2 separate regions of the Homo sapiens genome follow, and region 1 is linked to region 2. A link is a contact called in ENCODE Hi-C or POLR2A ChIA-PET data. All regions are on one chromosome and are shown on one strand. The core of a region is the stretch at or near the end of the contact, and the rest is flanking DNA. Distances in the headings are between cores, read along the strand shown.

The links. Hi-C counts contacts between places; a loop is a spot of excess contacts on that map. ChIA-PET counts read pairs that join two places held with the same protein, here RNA polymerase II (POLR2A). Pooled maps may share reads with other maps.
Region 1: a map of naive thymus-derived CD4-positive, alpha-beta T cell shows a loop between it and region 2 (4-fold over the local background). The contact joins the promoter of BTN2A2 here to the enhancer-like site in region 2. A Hi-C loop is called at or near these places in 4 of 168 maps with a recorded cell type or tissue (CD4-positive, alpha-beta T cell, HepG2 and naive thymus-derived CD4-positive, alpha-beta T cell), 12 of 37 single-sample maps with no recorded cell type and 13 of 50 pooled maps. POLR2A ChIA-PET finds 5 or more read pairs at or near these places in 13 of 52 experiments (B cell, H1, HEK293 and 9 more).

What each region holds. Positions count from the first base shown.
Region 1 is chr6:26,381,297-26,388,344 of GRCh38, reverse strand. It overlaps BTN2A2 (butyrophilin subfamily 2 member A2), which reads right to left and starts at 5,237. Exons shown (of 8, transcript NM_006995.5): 1 at 5,164-5,237; 2 at 4,430-4,553; 3 at 2,983-3,330; 4 at 51-332. The coding sequence starts at 4,523. RefSeq lists a silencer at 5,299-5,388.
Region 2 is chr6:26,338,571-26,345,488 of GRCh38, reverse strand. LOC124901288 (a long non-coding RNA gene) reads right to left here. Exons shown (of 2, transcript XR_007059522.1): 2 at 5,204-5,795. Among named protein-coding and RNA genes, the nearest start is that of TRW-CCA3-2, 11 kb to the right of the region's middle. RefSeq lists an enhancer at 2,840-2,979. Within about 2 kb of position 3,033, at least 2 of the 41 ENCODE cell types and tissues checked have a DNase peak (open chromatin) inside an H3K27ac peak, as active enhancers do; they include OCI-LY7, where a contact is called at or near this core.

The sequences.
Region 1 (7,048 bases), core at 3,988-6,487, 41 kb before region 2:
GCTGAGGATCCTGCATACACTTGATAGGTCTCAGAGGGCAGAGAACTAACCTGGAATAAAAATGACAGTTTCCTTCTCCTGGCCGAGCAGGGTGTTGTTGACAGAGCAGGACACATTCCTCACATACTTGTCTCTGATGATCACAGCTGTGGTGACCATGAAGAGGCCGTCAGCATCAGCGATGGAAACCTCCTTCAGGGCGGGCACAACCTCACCGTAGGGGTCCCTCCACACTGTGAGGGGCTCTGGGTACCACCCTCCAGATATGCACTCCAGCCAGATGCTCCCATCCTCTTGGGCCTTGATTTCAATGAGGGGCTTAGACCCAAGGCCTGGAAAGGGAGACCAGGGCTCAGCCAAAAGGCAGTGGTATCTTAGCCCCTACTGCACCTTGATGGATGGTTGCTAGAAAGACCCTTGGTTTTGGAGAACATCAGGAAACCAATATGCAAAATAAATTGTGAGATCTCAAAGAGAAAGGATCACATTGCACACTTTTCTTTATGCTCCACCTGAAGGCCCCATCACAGCACCAAGCATCTATCTGTCTGCTATAAATGCTTGCTGTGCAATTTATTCTGGCAAAGACTAATTTTCTCACTTCCAGGAGGGTGTGTCCAAATTCTCAACAGGCAGGTTGAGAATTTCACTTTCTGCTCCTGGGATGACTTCTCTGCAGACCTCAATTTCCTGAAGCTCTAAAATAATACACTAATGACAGAAACCTATCAGGTTGGCAGAAGCTTTTTTTCCTTTCTTTCTTTTTTTTTTTTTTTTGTAGAGATGGGGTTTTGCCATGTTGCCCAGGCTGGTCTCAAACTCCTGAGCTAAGGCAATTCACCTGTCTTGACCTCCCAAAGTGCTGGGATTACAGGCATGGGCCACTATGCTCAGCCTTGGCTAAATCTTAAGAAACTTTTTGAACCAAAGTCACTGACACTTCTGTCTAGTTCAGGGCCTCACATCACCATGGCTATCTACCTCCATAGGAGGTGATGGTTTTTAGGAGAATAGACAGAACTAGCTGGCAAAGCCAATTCTTATTCTAATTCACAGTTGTTTACCTCCCAGAGGTTCCATCCAATAGAGAATTTTCTTACAGTCCTTTAAGAACATCAATGTATTAGAAATATCTGGATGCCCCTGGGATCCTTAAGATAACCATATTGCCTCCTCAATGTCAGAGATCATCACCAAAAATCCTAATAATTCAGGCTCATCCTAAATATATTCTATCTTTACTAGAACCTTCAATGAAAGAGAATACCCAGAGTGAGAGAGCTGCAAAAGCATGGTCCTGGGAGACCCTTCAGCCATGCGTGATCATCCAAACTTCTCCTGAATAATTCCTTTGTAAAGTCTCCCAACAAATTATGTTAAAGAAAGAAAATTAAAGCAATCACTTAAGCCTAGTGCTTTCTGCTCTGTTTAATTTTTGTCAGGAGAAAAAAGCTAGTTGTGCATTTGAAGGCTCACACAGAAATCCTGAATTAGAAAAGAAATTAAAATACCTCAGCAAATTGGAAAACAAAGTCCTACAAAACATTCCATGGGTTCAATACGGGTAAGCATGACACAATAGATTTAAGGGAAAAATCAGCCACCAACCAATCCAACAAACAGAGTACAATAAGCAAGCAAACAAAAAGTCCTACAGCAACCCAATTCAGACTAGGGAAGGCCAGGACAGGGTTGGTTTTACAGAGAAAGAGTAGTGGGTCCCTGCCACATACAACCATTCATTACTGGGCAACATTGCAGTGCTGCTGTGAACACAGTCATGACAATGGGTCAAGAAGCCCTCCATCCACGATATTCTGTTTTAATCAGATGTAAGGTTGCCTTTGTGAGTAGCAAAGATAGGGTCTCCTACCTGTTATGATTTGGGGCCCCCTGGGAAGAACCCAATTTCCTAGTCCTTGCCTCCACTGGTCTGATGGACTGAAATGTCACCACGAATTATTCTGCAACTTAAAGGCTTTTTTCAGTCCTGAAATATACCTTTTAAAGCAAAATACACTAACTGCAACACTGAGGTAATCACTTAGTGTCACTTTTAACAAACTATTAGAAATCCCAGTTTAAGTGCATTTCTATGCTGAAGCCTTGCCAATTTCTTCCCAGCTAAATTCTTAGTCTTTCTCTGTGGAGTTAGCAGGAATTATAGATAACTTTGTTTCTGTATTTAGTTGTGCTTTAATAAAAATCATCTATTTATATAAAAGTCACTCTCTCTGCAATCAGTATTTCAGGAAAGAAGAAAATGTCAAGATTAATATTTATCGAAAAATAAGATTTCATGTCATAGTTCTCTGGGCAGTTCTTATTGATTCTGATTGCCCCGGGACAATTTTTGACAGTGTCTCCTTTCACTCTCAGACGTGCACAGTTCAGTGCCAAGGCAGGCATAAGACTTTCTTTTCCGGGATTAACTATTTTCCCCTGCTCATGGCCTCAGCTGAGGAATGCGTGTGCTTCTGAAGAAGTGAAGCCCAGGCTGGGCGTGGTGGCGCACGCCTGTAATCCTAGCACTTTGGGAGACTGAGGCAGGTGGATCACAAGGTCAGGAGTTTGAGACCAGCCTGCCAACATGGTGAAACCCCGTCTCTACTAAAAAAATGCAAAAATTAGCCGGGCATGGTGGTGTATGCCTGTAATCTCAGCTACTCAGGAGGCTGAGGCAGGAGAATAGCTTGAACCCAGGAGGCAGAGGTTGCAGTGAGCCAAGATCGCACCACTGCACTCCAGCCTGGGCAACATAGCAAGACTCTGTCTTGAAAAAAAAAAAAAAAGAAGTGAAACCTATAGCTTAGCAGGGCAAACCCACTCATGTGGCCTTTGTGCAAGAGGAAGCCACTTTCTCTGTGGAAAGGGGACGCCAGATAGAAATCCGTTGGTCTGCAATGGGCCTGAGGTTAAGGGAGAAACTTTCCCCAAAAGTCACACTGTGCAAAAGTAATAAAGCAAAATGAAGTGATGCACCTGCCACCACGAGGCGTAGGATGGCCTCATCGTAGGACCTGCCTTCTTGGAAGTAACAGCGGTAGATCCCATTCTCCTGGGCTGTGACGTTATGTATGACCAGGGCCACGCTGCCCCTGTTGATGTCTTTGCTCACAAAGGTGATTCTTCCCCGGTACTCCTCCATCTGCTCCTCTGTTCTCTCTCTCCCACCCTTATACACAAACACTGCGGGGGAGAACTGAGACCGGAACCACCGCACCTCCATGTCCTCAGCATTTTTCTCGGGTGACAGATGGCAGCGTAATGTAGTGTTTTCTCCCACCATGGCCAGGATGGGATTAGCTGGCCCCACGACAGTAAACTGGGCTGTTCAACAAGGGCAGAATCAGACAAGGATGCCAGTTATCACAACTCTAAGGCAAAACAAAAAACAAAAAACAAAAACAAACAAACAAAAAAAACTCCAGGGATGAAAGGAAGCAGATATTCCAAGGCTACAGGGGTTCTTGGGCTGAGAACCCTTCTGGGGACCAGTAGCTGTGGCTGGTCGGCAGCACCAACCCCTGGGAGCAGTAACTATTGAGGCTGCTCCTGCTTCACGAAGGAAACATTGGGGAGCCCGCCCTGGGCACCCTGTGCCCCTGAGATTTTCCTCCATTTTGCAATCTAGCACTGTGCCTGAGTGTAGTGTAAACTTGAACTGTCCATTAGGGTATCTATCCACTAGCTATTTAACAGTTCCAATAAAAATGAACTCTAAGTGTAAAACACACACAGATTATAAAGATTTAAAATTTCAAAATGTCAAATATCTCATTGGTAATAGTTCTATTAACTAAGCATTTAAATATTGATATGTGATTATTTATATGAAACAAAATACATTATTAAAATTTATTTCAAGTATGTTTTTACCTTTTAAAATAAAAAGTAGAATAGGCACAGGGTCTTGCGCCTGTAATTGCAGATATTTGGGAGGCCAAAGTGGGAGGATCCTTAACAGCTAGGAGTTTGAGACCAGCCTGGGCAAAATAGTGAGACCCTGTCTCTACAAAAAATAAAACTTAGTCGAGTGTGGTGGCCCTTGCTTGTACTCTCAGCTACTTGGGAGGCTGAGATGGGAGGATCCCTTGAGCCCAGGAGTTTCAGGTTACAGTGAGTTATGATCTCATTCTCCATCTGCTTCATTCCGGCCTGGCAACAGAGCAATATACTCTCTCTTAAATAAATAAACAAATAAATAAAAAGTTAAAAAAATCTTTTTGAAGATTTGCACTTGTATATGCACTTGACCTTTGTGCTTCACTGTGTTTCTTTTGGACAGTGCTGGTATAAATTCAGTGAACATGTTCAGAATGAAAGGATAAGTCAACAACCCCACAGTTCTTCCTTCTTTCCCTTTGCAGACTACAGGGTTGATGTTCCTTTCTGAGAGGTGACAGCAGCAAGTGACACACATCCCTACCTGAGACCAGTGCACACAGGCTGAGAAGGAGGAGGAGCAGGAGGAGGAGGAGGGAGGCTGGCAGGGAGAAGTGCAGAGCAGCAGCTGGTTCCATGAGCACCCAGGGCAGGCAGAGACCAGAGGCCTAGGGTTACAGAGGAGGAGAATCAGCCTAGGAGTCTTGGCACCTCAGTGCTGGTCGGGCCCAACCTCTCCTGTCACTCAAGTAGGTCTCATCGGTGCCCCAACTTCTGGGAGTCGCTTGCATCTCAAGGCTCAGGTATCTCCGAAAGAGGGATTCCGTAAACATTCCATAAGTAAGCCATCAATGCAGAGATCAAGGGGGCCGTTTTCCTCCTTCCTCTTCCCACTTCTCGGGCCACAGTCCGGTTTCTTCAGTTGTCCCTGGATTCTTTCACACCCTCGTCCCTCCACTTCCCCCTCCCCGAGACCCAGGTCGGGACACTCGAGGTAAAGCCAGGCGAGGCTGCGCCTCCCCACCAGTAGGCTTCCTGTCTCCCAGGTCCCCCTCTCCTCTCCAGAGCAGATCCCGCTCCCCGCACCTACCGCCCCCAGCTACCGCCCCCACCCCGGAGCTGTAGCGCCTCCTCTCCCTTTCCTACCTTCTAGAACTAACCTCTGTTTTCTTTTCCCCTCTGATCCTCACATGACGATTTTCCGATACAACTCACCCATGGGCACAGTCACCACCAGACAACAAAGCATCCCAAAGAGAAGAGAAAAGCTGTGTTCACCTCCTATTAATCGCGATGTTTGGAGTTGCGGACTCGGTATCTGGGACCTGTTCTCTGGGTGTCCAAAAAGTCCCAAGATTTCCACTGAGCAGTTTAGAGCCCAGGATTGGCCGAGTGAGGCTGAACCAACCAATGGTGTCTCGAGCCTTATTTCTCAGCTGTTACTAGGTAGAATACACACACAAAAACCCCCCAAAAATCTCAAGCAGCAAATAACCTTTTGGGATTATTAGGTATTTCTATTTCCTTTTTCTGTCTTTGGAAGCAAGACTTTTTTCCTTTATTTTCCTTTCTTCCTTCCTTTCTTCCTTCCTTCCTTGCTTCCTTCTTTCCTTTCTCATTCTCTTTTTCTTTCTTTCTTTCTTTCATATGTCTCTCTCTCACTTTATTCTTTCTTTCTTTCTCGCTTTCTTTCTTTTTTCTTCCTTCCTTCCTTCCTCTCTCTTCCTTTCTCTCTTTCTCTTCCTTCTCTTCTCCTTCCTTTCTTTCTTTCTCTTTCTTTCTTTCTTTCTTTCTTTCTTTCTTTCTTTCTTTCTTTCTTTCTTTCTTTCTTTCTTTCCTTCTCTCTCTCTCTCTTTCTTTCTTTCCTTCCGTTCTTTTACAAAGCCTTGAGATCCCCAAGGTGTCAGTGGCTTTGCTGGTGTAGACGAGGAGAGGGCTCTCTATGTAGAGTGATTTTGCTGGGGAGGAAACATGAGGAGGAAAACATAAGCCGCCGTCTTTCCAAAGCCAGAGGACTCTTGTTCATGTTGCTGGCTTTGAAGGTTGGGCCTGGTGCGCGGGAGGCCTTGGGGGAAGCAGGCATGGCTGGAGTGGGAGGGGTAGCAAAGGAAAGGTGACAGCAGTTGCAGTGGCTGTTATGAAGGTCTTGTTGTTCACTCCAAAGCTATTGGATAAGACGTGCTGAGAATACTGAGTGAGGATTAAAAACCCTTTCCCACGGGGAGGTGGTATTCTGGTGGAGGCAGAAGATGGAAGTGAGCAAAGACTTTCAGTTGACCTTGACCTTCTGCCAGTAGGTGGTGGGGTTAAGTCCAAGGACCACACACACACACCAGCACACATAACCTCCTCCCCATGAACATAATCCCTCCCCCACAGAATCCAATCTTGTCATTGTATAGATATCTTCCAGAATAATCTTCCCAAGGCCCAGTTGTCAATAATCCCCTCAAATGTCTAAATACTTAGTCTGGAACTGGTGCAGTGGCTCACACCTGTAATCCCAACACTTTGGGAGGAGGAGGCAGGCAGATCACTTGAAGTCAGGAGTTCAAGACCAGCATGGCCAACATGATGAAACCCCGTCTCTACCAAAAAAAAAAAAAAAAAAAAAATTAGCTGGGTGTGGTGGCACATGCCTGTAATCCCAGCTACTCAGGAGGCTGAGGCAGGAGAATGGCTTGAACCTGGGAGGTGGAGGTTAGGGTGAGCTGAGATCATGCCACTGCACTCCAGCCTGGGTGACAAAGTGAGACCCTGCCTCAAAATAAATAAATAAATAATAAAATATACACAAATAAATGCTTAGTCTAGAGGCCTCCAATTCCCTTCTGATTCAATTCAAAACTTTGCAGTTAATACACTAGCAATGGCTCCACAGTGGCCTTGCATCACAACGTTGCACTCCCTGTGGCCAGCGCTCCCTTTCCCATGCCATGCCTTTCACTTGAATTGCTTGCTCCATCTTTGCCCCTTGAAATCCTGCCCAGCCTTCGTGCCTACTTCCTCCAAGAACAACTCTGAATGCTCCTGCCTGAAGTGCTCTCGGCCTCTTCTAACACCCATATCTTTTGCTGTTCCCATGTCCTGTCTTCTATTATTGTTATCCAGGTATCAACTGTGTCTTTGCTGTGACTGGAGTACCTGTTCCTCAGGACAGACT
Region 2 (6,918 bases), core at 1,784-4,283:
GGACCCTAGATGAGATGTATTGATGCAAACTCCCTTCTAACAACGAGAGATAGTAATAAAGAGGGTTATGCCACATGACCGAAGGTTTCCAGTTCCTTTTAAAGACACTGCAGGTTGCGGGTGGTGGCTCATGCCTGTAATCTCAGCACTTTGGGAGGCCGAGGCAGGAGGATCACTTGAGCTCAGCAGTTAAAGACCAGCCTGGGCAACATAGTAAGACTCCATCTCTATCTTAGGAAAGAAAAAGAGAGAGAGGAGAAACGGAAGAAAAGAAAGGAAGGAAGGAAGGAAGGAAGGGGAGAAAGAACAGATGTTGCAGTGGTAAGCCCTTGTAACCAGGCATGGAAGTGGGAGGCATGTAACCCTATGGACCCCAGTTCTATTTCAGGGTCCCATGCATCCTGGGGTCAACATTTGAGGACATGCCCTGAAAAACAATCATTAATAATTGTATTTGTGCTTCTGCTTTTGGTGGCCCCTGCAGTGAACAATCGCCACCTGGCTTGTTCTCTTATGGGCTGGTTCTCTTATTTAAAGTCCAATAGCTTTAAAAATGACAGCACCATTCTGACCTGCTTGTTATCAGATGTTAACATGCCCCTTTCCTTCCAAACAGCTCCATGTGTGTAGCATACAGTAGGCATACTTGGAATCTGTGTATACGCTGATAATTTTTCCTTCCCCCAACTCCAGCAGCCGGGTTAGTGCAATAAGTTCTGCTTTGTGAAGAGCATCCCATAGCGAGGGCATGGGCCTCTATAACTTTAGTGAGATAGGAGATAGCATAACTTGTCCTCCTTTGTCCTCCTTGCATACAGCTACTCTCTTCAGTCAACCATTCGGCTTCTGCATTTTCTTTTTTCTTTTCTTTTTTTTTTTTTTTTTAGACGGAGTCTCGCTCTGTCACCCAGGCTGGAGCGCAGTGGCATGATCTTGGCTCACTGCAACCTCCACCTCTCGGGTTCAAGCAATTCTCCTGCCTCAGCCTCCCAAGTGGCTGGGACTACAGGTGCCCACCACCACACCCAGCGAATTTTTTTGTATTTTTAGTAGAGATCGGGTTTCACCATATTGTCCAGGCTGGTCTTGAACTCCTGACCTTGTGATCCGCCTGCCTCAGCCTCCCAAAGTGCTGGGATTACAGGTATGAGCCACCGCGCCCGGCTGGCTTCTGCATCTTCAATGGGCTAGTCTACTGGAGTATACTTCTTCCATCACTTCTAGACAGTTGTGGAATAAATGCCCATCCTTAGATGGAAAGAGGGTGGTAGGGTTCTAATTATTACACACCTTTAAAATTATATGGGAGTTATCAATAAGCATTACCTGTAACTAGAGGGTCCTGCCCGGGGATTGCCATTCTGCCTCCCTTTCTTTTATGAGAGTTTGGGTATGGTGAGGAGTCCAGATGGTTAAGGGCTGTCCAAAGGTTAGCTTCTCTGTCTCCTTCAGGAGGAGGGCTGTAGCTGCCACTGACCAGAGGCAAGATGGCTTGCCTTTAGCAACCAGGTCCAGTTGCTTAGAAAAGTAGACTCGAGGCAGAGAGGCTAGTGTTTAATACCCCTAGGGATATTCCTTCTCTTCTCATGGATATAAGGATGGAAGGGTTTGCTTACAGCTGATAGGGCTGATGCTGGGGCTCTCATAAGCTGGGTCTTAACCACTTGGACTGCTTGGTTGCATTCTACCATCCATTTAAAAGGGCCCATGTCCTTTCCTTTTGATTGTTTATATGAGGGGTGGGCAATGAGGCCAAAATTAGGAATCCAGAGGTGGCAGAACCAGGCCATTCCCAGGAACTCTCAGAGTTGCTTCTGGGTCCCTGGTGCTTATAGTTGGCATATTACCTCCCATCTGTCTTGGAACAAACGTTGTTCTCCTTCTAGGAGGGACCCCAAATAGGTAACCTGCTGCTGATAAATCTGTGCTTTTCCCTGGGAGACCTTATAACTTCCCTTTCTGCTAAGAAGTTGAAGACTAGCATGGTATTCTGATCTGAAATTTGTTTGGAGGGGCTGGAAATAAGACCCCCTCAGGATCTCTTTCTAGTCATTTAGAATGAGCCTTCCAGTTATAAGGATCTGAAATTGTGAAGGGCACATGTACAGTAACCATCCCTCCTTCCCTATTGGAGACCTGCTGGAGGGGAGAGGTAAGATGACTTACCCTGGGTACTGTCCCGGCTGACTCCCTGAGAGGAGTCCAAGGATGATTGGTGGAAAGAGGGTGTGTTGCCTGCAGGTAGGGGCTATTGTCCCCATTTGACAGATGAGAAGGCTGCTTAAAACCCTCCCTAACCACTTCCCTGTCCCCTGCCCCTCTTTATCCTACTTCCATGCCTATGCTTAATTTTTCTCCATAACATTTAAGTCATCATCTGACATTACGTGTTACTTATTTTCTCTCTGTACCATTAGCAAGCCGACTCCTTGAGAACGCACTTCTGTTAAGTTTTGTGTGCTGCTCTGTCCCTTTGCCTCTGTGTCTGAGCTCTGACATGCTCAGACAGCATGCTTTTTGGTGACATGCTATTCAGAGATCTGAGAATTAACATAGAAATGGATTTAAAGAGACCATGAAATGTAGCTCACACATGGTGGCTCATGCCTGTAGTCCCAGCTACTATAGAGGCTGAGGTGGGAGGAACCACTTGAGCCCGGGAGGTTGGAGCTGCAGTGAGCTGTGATTGTGTCACCGCATTCCAGCCTGGGCAACAGAGCCTTGGTTTTTGAGACTCTGTCTCAAAAAACAAGGCCGGGCTTGGTGGCTCATGCCTGTAATCCCAGCACTTTGAGGGACCGAGGTGGCTGGATCACTTGAGGCCAGGAGTTCAAGACCAACTTGGCCAACATGGTGAAACCCTGTCTTTACTAAAAATATAAAAAATTAGCCAGGCATGGTGACGCATGCTTGCAATCCCAGCTACTTAGGAGGCTGAGGCACGAGAATCGCTTGAACTGGGGAGGCAGAGGTTACAGTGAGCCAAGACAGCACCATTGCACTTCAGCCTGGGTGACAGGAGTGAAACTCTGTGTCAAAACCAAACCAAAACAAAACAAAAAACCACTAAACTAAAACGTAGTAAATGTTCATTAGTCTGTACACTTGCCCCAATGTTTCTCTTTATTTTGTCATATATAAAGTATGTTTTGTTAAAAATAACATTTCAGGTTGAAAATAATACGTGGACAGCAATTACTGCTTACCGCTTAATTGGGTTGTTACTGTGAGGGAAACATGAGCCAGTATCTGTGACACACTGTAAAATGTAAAGTACTCTACAACTGTCGCTAACTGCTGTCCAGAGAACTGTTTTTCCCCTTCAGTAACTTGCTTTCCCTCCTCCCCTGCTCCTTTCACCTCTCATTCCTCCTTCTTTCCCTCGTACTCCACTCTTCTCCTCCTTCCCGTTCCTCCCTCTCTCCTCTCCCTCCTCCCACTCCTCACCTTTTCTCTGCTCTCTCTTTCCTCCCACAAGTCCTCCTCGTCTCCTCCTCGTTCCCTCACTCTATCATCTCTTCCTCTCCCTCCCTCCTTCTCTCTCTTCCTCTCCATCCCTCCTTCTCTCTCTTCCTCTCCATCCCTCCCTGCCCGTCCCCTTTCCTCCCGCCCCAGCTTTTTCCCTCCTCCCGCCTCTTCGAACTCGTCTCAGGTGTCTCTCTCTTTCTCTAGGCTTCGCCGCCCCCTCATGGCGGATATGCATCACTGCCTGTGCCGTGGGCCTGAGAAAGTCTCACCCTCTCAACCCCTGTCAATGGAGCGGCCTATAGATGGCAAGCTGAGGGCTGTGCACAGCAGGGAACCTCAAAAGCTGAAATGCACGTTTTGCTCCTAGAGGCGTTGCCAGGCGTGGTGGCTCACGCCTGTAATCCCAACACTTTGGGAGGCCGAGGCGGGCTGATCGCGAGCTCAGGAGTTCGAGATCAGCCTGACCAATAAAAACACAAAAATTAGCCGGGCATGATGGTGCGCGCCTGTACGTTTATATGAATGCAAACTGAGCTTTATTTCCATCCTCTGCCCCTTCCCGCTTAATGGCATATCCTTCATCTTAGTCAAACCAGGCTACTCCTGAGTCAATAATGGTCTTCGTCCTAGTCAATTCAGGGCTTTATTAATTAATTTTGGGCCTCTCCTTTTCCTCAGATGGTATCTCAGTTTGGACATGAAGAGAAGACCGCTCCTGTGTCCACGCATGGAGAAGAACCGCTGGCCCTCCCTGGTCGTCTGTCCACTAGGGCATCTGCCTCTGCGTTCTTGTGCCCTGGTTTCTGAGTGCAGAACCACTAAAATCCTGGCTTCTTTCCTCAGCATCCTGGCGAGGTATCCTCAGCCTCTGAACCCGTCAGCCACATTCACACCCAGAGGAACCAGGAAGCATCCACAGCTTCCCCTACACCCTACAGCTCTGCCTCAGGTCCTCCCAAAGCTATATCCAAATAAGGTTACATTCTGAGGTACTAGGATTAGGATTTCAACATATGAATTTTGGGGGACACAAAACTGAATCCATAAAAAGGTGGTTGGGGTCCTTTTAGAAAACATGTTCCAAAAGTCCACGTATCTACGAATTTTTAAAAACTAGAAGATGATTTTGAATTGAGCCTGCTATTAAGAGAGATTTCATTTAAAGACTGAAAATAAACATCTTCTACAAGAATGATATATTTTTTGCATTCCTAAACAGTGATCAGCATATGGTAGTTGCTGAAATATGCCATTGTTTCTATAGGAAATGTAGACATTTTAGTTACTTGGGGATGGAAATGGGGAAGTCATTTTCTTTGGAAGAGTAACTAAGAAGGAACCCAAAATAAGGGTATTGTCAAGGATAGTTCAGCAGACGGAGAAGGTCTTAGTTTCTTTCTTAAAGCATCCCTCTTCACTCTCTGAGAAACTTGTCTTCCTATCTTCACCCATGGAGAAAGAAACTAAGTCAGTCCTATGTTTCTTGCTGAGTTCACCAGATCTCAGAAATTCTGTTTCAGTTATCTGTTAAGAAAGACCTCTATAGATTTAACTTGGCTGTGATACCCTCTTCTCTGGAAAGTCTCATCTCTGAGCTCTTTAGTTGAATATTGTGACTACCACACATGAGAGAAGGGAGAGGTGTGAAAACCAAAGTTAGTGAGGGGTGGTAGGTGTGGGAGAACAGGGTTGGGCTTAGAAGGCCTAAATTCTGGCATGAACTGATTCCACACCCTGGAGTGTCAGATTGATTTATTGGCTTAAACAATAAAGAAGAGTTTTCTCAATTAACAAGAAGTTCTCAGGTAGGACATGGAGAGGCTCTAGTAAGGTGGCATGCCACAGTCATTCTCTCTCCTCCTAGTGATCTTTTCTGTACTGTAGAGGCAGGAAAACAAAACACTACATCTCTCAGGTTCTCAGGCAGTCATGATTTGGAAAAAAAAATGTAGCTTAAACAAACTATATCTAGCAAATTAGATGTAGTCACATGGAATTTGGAGGCTAGAAATGAGGCTACATTTCTGCAGTTTTAACTGTTGTTTGGTTCTCCTGTATAGTGTTGTTAGCAGAGTCTCCAGTGACCCATAATGGATTTTTAAGACTTGAGAGGCAGGCCATAAGTCATCTGTTTTACTGGTGTTGATGCAGGTGCTGCATGGTTCTGGAGCTGGCAGCAGGCAGGAGCTTTCTGATGGTGGTGGTTTTCTTGGTTGTGGCAGTGATGCTGTAGTGCTGTGGTAGTGACACTGTAGTGATTTTAGAAGAGTCAGCAGATCCCTCGGTGGTTCAATTCTGCAGTGTGGCACTGGAAGTCAATCTGAATGCTCAACATAGAAATGTTACAACATTTCTTGTAAAAAATGTTTTCCTGTTTAAACAATCTAAAGTGTGTTTGAGTGTTTGCATTTTAATCCTGACCAACACAGAGGACAATTCCAATATATCCTCATTAAGGACCCAGGTTTTTTCCATCTTTACATTTTGCAAGGTTAATGCAATGCATCAGCTTAGCTCCCTTCATGCTCACAAGATGGCTACGATTGTCCCTAGGATCATATCCAGGCAGAGTAACATCGAACAGAGGAATTTGTTTTAATTGGTTTGTTAACTGTAGTATCCCCTGGGTCTAGAAAAGTGCTTCACACACATTAGGCCAACAATAAATATTTGTTGAATGAATAAATGAATGGATGGATGGATCACTCATCTAGAACCACAAAAGAGCCTGTTTACTTTCCTGCTGATTAAGAACATGGTGGCCTACCCTCCCTGCAAAATGGAAAGAATGTTTTTTCTAAAGTAACATACACATACACATACACAAGAGTTGAGCTTTCATATCCTAACACTTGGTTTCTAACAATGCAACTCAAACTTAATTAAGGAAAACAAAAAAGGAATGTATCATACTATTATAAGGATACAATGGGGACTGTGGAGCCCAAGCACAGAGCTCCAGCTGGGCCTCCAGTCACAGCTGGGAACCTGAGCAGAGGGAGTGAAGCTGACAAGCAGAGGAGTCAGCTGGAACTAGGGGCCACCCCAAGTTCAAGTCTCCCACAGGCTGTGGCCTTGGGCAACAGTATGTGTTGGAAGTTTCTGAATCTTTCTGCTTACCGATACCTGTGCTAACCCCATAAGAAAGAAATTCTGGAGATGCGTCTGATGCTGAGGGGAACAGCTGCCTCTGTCTGCAAGAAAACACCTTTCTGTGGTGCAGGGGCCTGAACTCTTTTTTTCTGTATATTTTCTGCTACATTTTTGGCTTTGCAGGTCCTCCTGTGTCTTTCATAACTGCTCTTGTAGTGCAGCCATAGATGAATGGACATGGCTGTGTCCCGATAAAACCTTATTTATGGACAATGAAATTGGAATTTCATATAATGTTGATGTGGCACAGATGATTATTCTGCTTTTAATTTATATTCAGCAATCTAAAAATGTAAA